2 separate regions of the Homo sapiens genome follow, and region 2 is linked to region 1. Evidence: chromatin contacts called from ENCODE Hi-C or POLR2A ChIA-PET data. All regions are on one chromosome and are shown on one strand. The core of a region is the stretch at or near the end of the contact, and the rest is flanking DNA. Distances in the headings are between cores, read along the strand shown. Region 1 has its middle 47 kb from the start of LINC02341. Region 2 overlaps RUBCNL (rubicon like autophagy enhancer).

Evidence for each region. A loop is a pair of places that touch in the nucleus more often than their neighbours do. ChIA-PET counts read pairs that join two places held with the same protein, here RNA polymerase II (POLR2A). Pooled maps may share reads with other maps.
Region 2: a loop to region 1 is called in a pooled map, with 7 times the contacts of the local background. The contact joins two enhancer-like sites. A Hi-C loop is called at or near these places in 1 of 37 single-sample maps with no recorded cell type and 1 of 50 pooled maps. POLR2A ChIA-PET finds 5 or more read pairs at or near these places in 1 of 52 experiments (T-cell).

What each region holds. Positions count from the first base shown.
Region 1 is chr13:42,376,249-42,379,746 of GRCh38, forward strand. No RefSeq gene overlaps it. Among named protein-coding and RNA genes, the nearest start is that of LINC02341, 47 kb to the right of the region's middle. RefSeq lists an enhancer at 1,761-1,840. Within about 2 kb of position 1,568, at least 5 of the 41 ENCODE cell types and tissues checked have a DNase peak (open chromatin) inside an H3K27ac peak, as active enhancers do.
Region 2 is chr13:46,380,697-46,384,194 of GRCh38, forward strand. All of the region lies in intron 1 of RUBCNL (rubicon like autophagy enhancer), which reads right to left. Among named protein-coding and RNA genes, the nearest start is that of RUBCNL, 4.8 kb to the right of the region's middle. RefSeq lists an enhancer at 1,732-1,781. Within about 2 kb of position 1,620, at least 4 of the 41 ENCODE cell types and tissues checked have a DNase peak (open chromatin) inside an H3K27ac peak, as active enhancers do.

The sequences.
Region 1 (3,498 bases), core at 318-2,817:
AAAGATTTTGATGTTGTGGCATATAGTAATCGTATTCATTTCCCCCTTTATCCTTTTTGTATTATAATCTTCCAAGTTCTAATTGGGCACACAAACTCCTTTTCCTGGGGTAACTTAAGCTAGATATGTGATTAAATTCTGGCCAATGGGATGTGAGTTGCAACTTCTTGCTAATACCCTTTAAAAAGAAACTGATTGCTCTGTACTCTCTTTTACCCTTCCTTTGGGGCAGAATAAAGAGGAGGTGCTGCAGATAAGAGCAACATTCTAGGGAATGTTGCTAGGGCAACAAGTGGAAACACTTGGAAAAGTGTATTTGGCTCTATAGAAATTAGATTTAATTTTTTTTAAAAACAGAAGATGATCCTGGGTCCCTGGAGGACCTCATGGAGCAGAGTCAGCTTCTTGGCCTTGCCTTACCCACAACCTATGTGCTCCTCTGTTAAAAGGAAATATTTTTCCATTCTGCTTGAGGCACTGTGTTTTGTGTAACTTTGCTACAGCAACTTGGGCTATGCCCTAATACTAGATGTGTTCTAAATTTTCCACACTTGCTGTTTTCCCATTGGATGAAGGGCTTGTGAGACACAGCATATGTTAAAAAAAAAAAAAAGACTTCTCTATTACTCTTTTTCAAGGTGGCAGACAAAGTTCAAATTCACATTATAGGCTCTTTTAGTATATTACATGTCCTCAGCACTGGTACTTGGTTCCCTCCCTCCCTCCCTTCCTTCCCTCCTTCCTTTTTTCCTTCCTTCCCCTCCTTCCTTCCTCCCCCCACCCCCTTTGTCTTTCTTTCTTGAGACAGGGTCTAGCTCTGTTGCCCAGGCTGGAATACAGTACGTCCCATCCTTGCTCACTGCAGCCTCGAACATCTGTGCTCAATGAATCCTCCTGCCTTAGTCTCCTGAGTAGCTAGGACTGTAGGAGCATGCCACCATGCCAAGCTAATTTTCTATTTTTGTAGAAATTGGGTCTTACTATGTTGCCCAAGCCGGTTTTGAACTCCCTGCTCTTGACCTCCCAAAGAGTTGGGATTACACACGTGAGTCACTGTGCCTAGCCAGTACTCAATTTCATTTTGAAAGTTGTATTTCTGTTTTATTTTTGTTAAATGGAATTAAAATGTCTGTGCAGTGTCTATCATAACCTAGTACAAAAGCAATAAAACTATTGTAAGCACTAAGCAATGTGGTCATTATTGACTTCTTTTTCTAGCAAAGGAAAGAGATAGGAAAATGGCTTTTGCATGGGGAATTTAATGTGTCACAGAAAATGATATAGAAGATAATGTAAATTGTGATGATGTGAACGCGGAGTAGTTTGTGTCGAGCATGATGGCCAATGGCAGCTAACTATGCCCTTCTGGAAACAGATGCACCCCTTTGCGTATATCAAATCTCCAAGCTGCACTGCACCAAAAGAACCCTGGGCACCATGTTACTTAGCTGGAAGGAAATGGGGAAGCTGTGGGAACCCCTATAAAACTCCCTCTGACATATTTAGCCTGTGGCTTGTGGGTATTCACTCAAACTCCAGGAGTGTGGGTTACCTTTAGTCAAATCTGAAGGAGTTTTGCATCTGTCACCCAATGCAGAGCTGAAGGAGAGGGAGCAGGTGTGAAATACAACCCAGACTTCCTTTTTAGTCCCAGTGGGGGTACATTTTTGTCTCACTGTTACCCTTGGTAACTCTGGGATGGTAAATAGTGAGATGAGTAATTCAGAAAGTGGAAACGGAAAGTGTTACTATATCTGCTACGAAGCTTTGCATCAGAAAAGTACTTCCTTTGCTTCTAAAGAGACTTGAAGAGTTTTGGGCTTCTTCTTCTTCTCTCTAGGTAGCTTTTTATTATCTCATGTTATAGTTACTTACATAAACGTATTGCTGGGAATTCTAGTAGCACAGGGATTATAGGAGTTTCCTGTGATTTAACTAAATCACTGGTGTCTTCAATACCATGTCCATGCTTCCCCCACAAACATCAGAGAAAATGACTTCTTGGCATGGGAAGTTTATGAGTCCAGAAATAATCTATATTTAGTATTTTTGGCATGGAGCCCTCCATAATCTGGCTCCAGGCTGCCTTATTCCTAGGCTCTGCCTCTTCCCTCCGTGTGATATCATATCAGATGGCAGAGGCAATGGAACCATCAGACTAGATTGTGGTTTTGGGCCACAAAGCATGACCCATCAGTCTTTCAGATTCTTAGTAGATGGGATGACCCCATGAGCTTTACCACCATAATTTTATTTTTACACCCATGAAAGTCATGGGCACTAGTTGGTGAGATCCAGAGGCCAATCCTGAGGTCCTGAGATGGTTCTCCAGGAGGGAGGTGCGTAGGAAGTGAGAGGTCACACTGTCTTCTCACACTAACCTCAGCCTCAGGGTGTGAGGCCAGCTTCAGAGGGGAGACCACAGTTCTGGGGCCCAGCCGTTTCAGCCACTGCCTTCTTGCCTTCTTTACTAAGGTCGTTAACAAGCATACTCATTAGTGGCAATTTCCCTGGTGGTTTTTGTGATGTGGGATTTGTTTGCTATGAAATGGCTGAATCCGCAAATCATTTAAAATAGTCAATCCTACTGGAGATAGAAATAACTCCTTGCCTGTGTTGATCCTAGCTAGTGACCAGTGTCCAGGAGGTGAAATCTTGGGAAGAGAGGCCTGGGCTTCTGACTCAGCAGAAACCACCGTCTTGACATTTTTAGTCTTTTCTTTGGTCTTGTCCTACTATAGAGACTTCTTTCTACAGGCCAGATTTGACAAAATAGCCCTACCAAATCATAATCAGAGGTGCACCAGCCACCCTCCCCCAATAAATTTGGCCTTATTTCTTGTTACCCTGATGATGCTCAGGATTCATAATACATATCTCTAAGGAATCTCCAGATTTGTATAATACTTGAAACAGAATATCCAAGAAGAGGAGAAAAAGAAATGGCTACAATAGATCAGTCCTCCACCAGGAGTGGCTTGAATCTCAGGGGAGGTTTGACAATGTCTGGAGACATTTTTGGTTTTCACAACAATGGGAAGGGGGTTTGTACCACTGGTGTCTAGTGGGAGGTCCCAGGAAGCTGCTAAATGTCTTACAACATGCAGGACAGTCCTCTACAACAAAGAACTATTCAGTCCAAAATGTCAATAAGGCTGAAACCCTGAAATAGAGGAAGACAAAGAGGTCTTCATATATCCTGCAGTTTAAGAAATGGGTTTTAAATATTTACTGAGCATCTATTATGTATATAAATGGTGCTTTTTTTATGAGATGGTCCAAGGAATAAAAGTCACATTCACGAACATCAAAAAGTTTCCAGTTTACTTGGAGATGGTACATACACAATGAAATTGTGTGTTATTTATTACAGCAATACTTCACTTGCAATGGAGATTGATACTTATATTGGTTTGCTAGGGCTGCCATAATAAAGTTGGCTTAAATAACAGAAATTTATTTTCTTTCAATTCTGGAGGCTGTACGTCCAAGATCAAG
Region 2 (3,498 bases), core at 370-2,869, 4.0 Mb after region 1:
AATATAAGAATATTAATTTATACACCTTACATGTGTACAGCTATGCTAATACATTAGGATACATACAGCATATGTAAAAATAGAATTTTGTTCTTTCTTTCCAATGAATCATCTTACACTTAAAGGTAAATGCCCTCCACTTTGGGGACCACCACTAAATTAACATTCTACCTAAAAACTTTACATATATTAAAAAAAACCAGATTTACATGCAACAGAATTTGATAACTAAGACAGTGAAAAAATATTAATACAGAAATTTACCCAAAGTAAAGGTAGGCAGCTGCACTTGAAAAATGGCTAGATTTCCATGTTTGGGCAAATAAAATGGAAAGCCATATTGGAAAAATGGTCTGACAGTTCCTCAAATACTAAATATACAGTTACCATTTAATCTAATAATTCTACTCCTGGATATATATACCCAAGAGAAATGAGAACACACATTCACACAAAAACTTGTGCCCGAATATTTCTAGCAGCACTATTCATAATAGCCAAAAAGTGGAAACAAATGAAATGACCATCAATTGATGAATTAACAAAGTGTGCTATATCCGTACAATGAAATGTTATTCAACCATCATTAGAAATGAAGTACTAATTTATGCTCTGACATGGATGAGCACTGAAATGACTATGCTAAGTGAAAAAAGCCAGAAACAAAAGACATTTCATATATATATATATATAAAATGTCCAGAATAGGCAAATCCATTGAAATAGAAAGGAGATTCGTGGTTGCTTAGGGTGGTGGGATGGGAACAGCTAAAGGGTACCAGGTTTCTTTTTGAGGTGATGAAAATGTTATAAAATCAACTGTGGTAATGATGGCATATATTTGTGAATACACTGAAAATCACTGACTTGTACACTTTTTTTCCTTTTCTTTTTTCGGTTTTCGAGACGGAGTTTCGCTCTTGTTGCCCAGGCTGGAGCGTAATGGTGCGATCTCGGCTCACTGCAACCTCTGCCTCCTGGGTTCAAGTGATTCTTCTGCCTCAGCCTCCAGAGTAGCTGGGATTACAGGCATGCGCCACCACGCCCGGCAATTTTTGTATTTTTAGTAGAGACAGGGTTTCTCCATGTTTGTCAGGCTGGTCTCGAACTCCTGACCTCAGGTGATCTGCCCGCCTCGGCCTCTGTTGCTCAGGCTAGAGTGCAGTGGCATGATCATGGCTCACTGCAGCCTTGACCTCCCGGGCTCTAGTGATCCTATTGTCTCAGCCTTTAGAGCAGCTAGGACCACAGGTGTGCCACCATATCTGGCCAATTTTTTATTTTTGTAGAGGAAAGACCTCACTATGTTGCTCAGGTTGGTCTCAAACTCCTGGCCTCAAGCAATCCTCCCAGTTCAGCCTCCCAAAGTGCTGGGATTATAGGCAAGAGCCACCATGCCTGGCTAGACTTGTACACTTTAAATCAGTGAAGCATTTGGCATGTAAATTCTATCTCAATCTCAGTAACAGTATTTTTTAAAAAATAAGAATAGGAAATGCTCATCTCCCTTCAAAAAGATCTAGAACTAAAGGGAGCTGTATTTCATGGGCTACAGGGATCAAAAGAGCACAAGCTACACACCAGGCTGTGAACAAAAATACTGAAAGGATAGGAGAAAGTTAAAAGGAGAAGTAGAGAGTAGATACGGGAAATACTGAATAAATGTGTCAAAAATAGGTAAGGAGAAGAAAGAGGAAGTAAAAGTGAAATTGTCATGATAGAACTATCTAGAAAAGGAAAAGAAAAAAAAAAATCAAGGGCTGGTAAAGACAACAGATGACCACTAGCAATTGAGCACCTACTGTCAGACCCTACCCTAAGGAATCCAGACATCCAAGATTATCTTCTTTTTTGAGACAAAGTTTCGCTCTTGTCACCGAGGCTGGAGTGCAGTGGCATGATCTCAGTTCACTGCAACCTCTGCCTCCCAGGTTCAGGCGATTCTCCTTGCCTTAACCTCCCAAGTAGCTGGGATTACAGGCGCCCACCACCATGCCCGGCTAATTTTTTTTGTATTTTTAGTAGAGACTGGGTTTCGCTATGTTGGCCAGGCTAGTCTCGATCTCCTGACCTAGTGATCCACCCGCCTCAGCCTCCCAAAGTGCTGGGATTACAGGCATGAGCCACCGCGCCTGGCCTATCCATGCTTATCTTTCAACCAGTGCTGCAAGAAGGCTCTAAGGCCAAGATTTACAGATGATAAACAAGGTAAAAAAAGTTAAGTATTGTGGTTATGTTTTAAGTGCCTATTTTTTAGAAATATATATACAGAAGTATTTAGAAATAACTGATAGAATGTCAGTGGGGACGATAAATAGAAATAATTGGTAGAATTTCTTAAATTTGCTTTAAAATAATGCCAGTGGGCAACATGGATGAAGCACAACTGGCCATGTTGATAACTGCCGAAGCTGGGAGAAGGGAGAAGGTTGTTCATTGTACTATTCTATGTTTAAGTTTGAAATTTTCCATTAAAAAATTCCCGTTTAAGTTTTCTAAAAACCTTCAATTTGCTACATCTGTCCAGGAGTCCCTAGGTTGCCTATCTGACCTCCTTATCTGCTACCTGGACACCTCTATGCCCCTCTACCCATACTCTCTTGTGGATCTTTATTCAAATGAAGACCTTACCCATCACCTTCAAACTGAGACCTTTCCCATCACCTATGACAAAACCACATCTCTACAGATAACCACTCTCTCCATGTACTGCCCCATAGCCTTCTCTACAGCATTCATCTTCTGACACCTTCCTCCTCATCAATTCATAACTAATGCTTATATGACATTTACTTTGTGCCTGGCACAGTTCCAAATTTTCTACACACACACACACATCATTTCCTTATGCCTTGATTAGGTCAGAATCCTTCATGGTGCTTCAGATTATTAGCAACCTAGCCCAGCCCCCAACAAAAATGAACTCTCTTGGTTTCTACACAGCAACATCCAAAGGGCAGCTGGAGGATGGGGGTAGGGTGAAGACTATTAAAGCTATCTTGATTAAGAAACAGTCAGTATATGAGCCAAACCCACAAGTCCAGGTGGCACTGTTTGGAAAAACAGAAAGCAAGAAAACTATCATCTGTAATTTCACAGTATAATAGACGACACATGGAGTGAATAATGAATTGTTTCTGCTATACTAAGACACATAGCCAGCCTACTTGAGGAGCTATTTTCAAATGACCAAGACCCAGGAGGCCCAGGCTAAACTAATTTAGCCCTAATTCTACAAGCACAGCGGTGAACAGAAGATCTTTAAATCTTGTGGACTCAAATATCTCTTCAGAATATTAATATTCACACAGCATGCAGCAGACTGCCTATACCTTGGCAATGCTAATGACATTGACATGTCTACCTCCCTGAGCCCAGATCACCATAAAACCAAGCCTAAACTAAAAGTGAGCAACCAAAAAACCCCCAGATTTTTATATAAGTCATGGGACGAATAAAATGATTTAACAATTGAGCCATATTTTTAAAAATACTTGC